Linked DNA regions of Mus musculus: region 1 is linked to region 2. Evidence: chromatin loops called from intact Hi-C (ENCODE). Cell type or tissue: left cerebral cortex. All regions are shown on one strand.

Region 1 (2,500 bases), 61 kb after region 2:
CAAACAAGTGCTGTTAAACTTGGGAATAGGATGGCTTTTTTTTTTTTTTTTTTCTTTGCCAGTGTCTTTGGTATGAGTACTTCTTAGTAATAGGAGGAAATAATGAAAGATCGACAGACAATGTTTAGGTAGCTATAGAAATGTCAGGTTCAAAGCCAACACCCTGACTGTGAGCCAAGGCCTCACCGTTAGCTGCCGGATGATGTCTTCTCTCTCCTTCAGCCGTGTCTGCAGGCGGCCTATGAGCTGCAGATCCTCAGGCCGCGAAGTTCCTTTCCCTGCCTTCTCTCCAGACTCTTTTAGCCTGTTTAAAGAATGCAGTCAGTCCTACAGAGGTTTCTCAATAGGCAGGTGGGAGACTGTGTGTTTAGGATGGCCACCCAAGCCCCTACTCCTGGTCTGGCTCCCATCAGTTCTCTCAGGAGTGTGCACATAGATTCTGCATGCAGCCTAGCTTCCGGGACAAGGCATGGCTCTGTAACAAGAGCCCTACCCGACCCTGGACCCTCAGGATCCCCTGATGCCCATGCGGTTCTTGCCCCATCTGGCGGGGGCATAGAGTACAGCATGAGTTTGTCTTTCAGGAGCCGCTGTGAAAGACAGGGTGGCGATTGTGGGAGGGGCTATGGCTATTGATTGATGGCAAGTGAGGACTTTGAGATGAGAAAACTCTACCTCCACTTCTCTTCTAATCCTGGCTCTGCTGCGCTTTAGTTATTTGCCTTATTGATCACACCACGTCTCCTGGAGCCAAAGTTTGTTATTGGGGGGGGGGGGGGGGCGGGGAAGGGCGGGGGAGGAGAGTGGTGGTGCAGGTGAGACAGAGCCTCACTATGTAGCTCAGGCTGGCCTTATCGTATAGACCAGCCTAACCTAGAACTCACAGAAATCCACCTGCTTCTGCCGCCATGTGCCACGACGTGCCACCACTCCCAGCAGTTCCTTTCTTTGTAAAGTGAGCACTTTATAAAGTGGTTGGTTGTGGAATCAAGGAGGTAAGGGTTGACTGGCACAAGACTGAGAGGCGCGTGGCAAGTGCCCACTGGGTGGCGCTTGCCTGACACATTTCTCTGCAGTCTTTCTGTCAGTGCTAGGGAATAAACTCTACCATACCACTGAGCTAATATCCATAGGGTTTTGTTTTGTTGTTTTTTAAAACTTTTTATCCTGAGATAGAATTTCACTGCTCTGCCCATGAACTCATCTGACAGCCCTTTCTGGCTTGTGATCCTCATGTCTCATCTCCTTCTTATGAACTATATGCCTGTGGTTCTGGGCACAACACATTACAACTGTTTGAGGTCAAGACTGGTTTTTAAGAGCATTTCTCTTAAATTCACTTTCTACTATATAACCACGGGGAAGAGGTTTTACCTTTCGGCATGGATCTCGATGTCATCTCCTAACTGGTCTCCCTGTCAATCATCCCTTTTCTTAGTTTCACTATTACCCAGCAACCACAAGAAAGCTGCTTCTGGCCCTTTACCAACATACACATAAATGAAAATAAATCGTTATAGATCAATGCATCTCTCAATTCACACTAGAGAAGATTCTACTTGCAGTAAATAGCAACTAACACAGAGACCCACAACCAGTTGAAGTGCAGAGAATATGAGACAGCTATAGATGCTCTCTACAAACGGATAGCAAAGCCCCGCTGCTGAAGACAACATCGACACAACTCACTGAACACGGAGATGTTGAGCTGGTGCCTACATGCAGCCTTCACCCTACATGCTAGTGTCTCTGGTATTCTGCATGCTACCAAAAGAGAAACAAGCACCACACCCAGTCATAAACTCTCTGATCTACAGTGGTGCCCTGACCATAAGACACAAGAGCTCAGTGGTGGTATGAAGCTTGTGGGAGTAACCAACTAATACATGATTTGGCTTACGGCTCACTCCCACGCCATGAGATGGAACCCATAACCTATACTGCTTGGATGGCCAAAACTAAGACTAGATAGCCCCAGAGCACAAGGTATCAGTAAAATGACTCCATATGACATTTTTACTATACTCATAAATCAGTGCCTTGTTCAACCATCATCAGCGAAGCTTCCTATTTCCTATAGCATATAGAAATAAGTACAGATATTCTGCAGAGAGTGACAGACCTTTGAACACTCAGCCCTAAATGGAACATCTCCATCAAGTCCCCTGTAGACTCAGGGAAACCTGCAGAAGAGAAGGCTGGAAGATTATATAAGAGCTAGAGTGGATAGAGGACACCAGGGAAACAAGGTCCTCTCTATCTACAGGATCGATGCATACTTGATCACACAGAGACAGAGGCAGACAGGGCCTGCCCGACTCACAGTACCAGACTGTGTCCTAAAGCTGAAAGGAGGCCACAGTTTCTGACCCAGAAGATATCTCCAACTGATAACCACTTGCAAATGAAAATTTAGTTATCTCCAAGGGAGTCTCACTGGGAAATAAACTACTCTTAAGGGTAGGCTGCCTGCCCAGCAGGAGATGCCAACAGATCATGC
Region 2 (2,500 bases):
CTGTAGTGGAAATTTCCAGGCGTCTCACATCAGGCAATGCCATCAGTTCCTGTGATCTCTTGTTCTGGCCATTGCTAAAGAGGAATCGGTTTACAGAATCTGAGCCAAAGCGTGACTCATGACCATGCCCCGTTTATGATCTGATTGTTACTTCTCACAGCTGAATGGGGGTTTATCCCTTGGGAACTGAGACCCATTGCAAGGGCTGACAAGGCAGTCAGCACCCTCATCTTGGCTTCTCCCCCAGAAGAGGTAGGTATCATAGTCATTGTTCCTCACAAAGGGTTCATGTGACAAAATGCAAAGTAAACAAGCTTTCCCCCAGCAGAAGTGACATCCTGGCTCATTATCACTCCATCCGCTCCTTCTTGCGCCTGGGGATCTCAAACAGATGTGAGTTCGTTTTTTTTACTTCTTGCTGGGGGAACATTTTGAATATAATTAGAAGCAGAGAGACTGCAACAATGTAGTCTGTATGCCAATTAGCTTGTTTGCAGACCATTAGCTTGATCTGCTCTTGCTACAGCCAAACCTTGAACCCTGTACCCTATTCTCCCTGTCCTTTAGCAAGACGGTCTTAATGTAATACCATCAGGTGTGTGTTGTGTTGAACCTATTCTGTTCTCTCCTAAATCCAACTATTTTAGATTTATTCTCCATATCTTGGGAGCACTACACTATCCCTTGAGTGCTGCTGGGTCCTGAGGATACAAAGATGAATATGACATTGTTTGGAGGCAGAAGCACAAATAATTCATTGGCTCATAGCAAAAGGTTGGGCACTGGACCAACCCCACCCTGGCACAGCCTTGCTCCACCAGTGGTAGGTTTAAAAATGAAATAATTAGCACTAACCATGTGCCAGGGCAAGAGAGAGAGTTTCCAGAGAAATTGCCGGTATGAAAAAATGCTTGGCTGATTTTATTTTTAAAGTTAGAAAGGATGGGCACAGTTATTGCAGTGAAGTTGAAACTGGCTAAACATGAGAAAACACGGCCACCCCTTGGAATTTGATCAGCTGGACAGAGCATAACAAACCTCCCCTAAGTAATGCCTGACACCAGCTTGATTGGGGAAGGAAAAGGGTAGGGAAGGAGAGTTCTGAGTTCAGTTCTCTTCTCGGGTAACTGCACATCAGGGTAACAATCAAAGCTACCTACTAGGACAGTAAGTAACACAATCACATGCATATCTTTCTTTAAGGTTACTTTGCAGCAAATCAGAATTAATTTGTTTCATGAGTTGAGATGGTGAGTCAGAAAGAAATTAGATGGGTCACGACGACCTTTGACTGCCGCAGATACTATTGATTCGGTTGTTAAGTAGCTGCAAAATGGTTTTGGCACTATGATACAGCATCACAAATATATATCACTAATTCAAAACAATTCATAAGAAATTCAAGTCCTAAACACATGTGGAACTCAAGTACCAGAGCCATCTTCACCACTAGGGGGAAGCAAACTATCGCCTATCAATTTATTATCCTTGGTTCCTCGGTTGCAGGATGGTTGACATTGAATCATATTTCTAACATGCTAACTTCCACTTTCCAGTCTCAACTGAATAAGAAAAACCATTTTCACACTTTATTCACTATTTCTATGTATAGTAGGGGGTCATTTCTCAGGGTGTTGCAGGACCATGGGATCAGAAAAAGGACTGTAGAGATCTGACATCTTATTCGTCATCAGTACGTAACAAAAGTCTTTCTGATCTTCTGCAGCAACAGAGGGACCTAAAATGACAATCCATCAGGCATAATGACAAATGACAGGGCTCAATATTTTGCCTATAAATGCCCACCTTTTGGGGGAGTTCCTGTCATTCTAATAATACAAAACTGATAAAATGCAAAATTAAAAGAAAAAAATATAGATTAAAGCACTGCTTGCATTTTTATTTATTTTCTTAAATTCTCGGTTTCCTAAACTACTATGATGCGTCAATATGTTTCATCATTTGGGGAGAGTAAGGAAATCAATACGGAAGCACAAGAACTTATTCCAGTAGCAAAGTTCAAAGTGCCCTGGTTAAAGTTCAGAATTATCTATCAGGAGTATTTTGTTTATAAGACCCAAACACTAGGCCCTGTTCATGTTGGCCAAATTCTGAACCACCACTAAGCTACATCCAGTCCCAGAAAAATGCTTTTGAAAATTAACTATAGTTCATTGAGAGATCCTGTCTCGGGAAGGGAAGGGAAGGGGAGGGGAGGGGAGGGGAGGGGAGGGAGAGGGGAGGGGAGAGGGAGGGGAGGGGAGGGGAGGGGAGGGGAGGGGAGGGGAGGGAAGGGAAGGGAAGGGAAGGGAAGGGGTTGAAAGAGGAAGGCACTGGTCTCTGAACATTTGACTGTATTCAAAATACTGCATGCACACACACACACACACACACACACACACACACACGGAGAGAGACAGAGGCAGACAGACAGACAGACATGCACACGGTGGGAGGGGGGGAAGAAATGGGCAAAGGAGGAAAACAGCAAAGAAATGCA

The links. A loop is a pair of places that touch in the nucleus more often than their neighbours do. Peaks named below come from ENCODE experiments on the same cell type or tissue, not always from the same donor. Only the 100,000 strongest peaks of a DNase experiment are listed, where the experiment ranks them.
Region 1: it touches region 2 in a loop (10-fold over the local background); 20 of 42 quality-filtered maps call a loop at or near these places.

The regions. Positions count from the first base shown.
Region 1 is chr5:45,533,967-45,536,466 of GRCm38, forward strand. It overlaps Fam184b (family with sequence similarity 184, member B), which reads right to left. Exons shown (of 16, transcript NM_021416.3): 13 at 187-304. Among named protein-coding and RNA genes, the nearest start is that of Med28, 15 kb to the left of the region's middle. In left cerebral cortex, CTCF peaks have their summits at 517 and 1,054 (motif pointing right); DNase peaks (open chromatin) are centred at 539 and 1,030.
Region 2 is chr5:45,472,944-45,475,443 of GRCm38, forward strand. No RefSeq gene overlaps it. Among named protein-coding and RNA genes, the nearest start is that of Lap3, 19 kb to the right of the region's middle. In left cerebral cortex, a CTCF peak has its summit at 1,453 (motif pointing right); DNase peaks (open chromatin) are centred at 143 and 1,458; H3K27ac peaks cover 947 bases.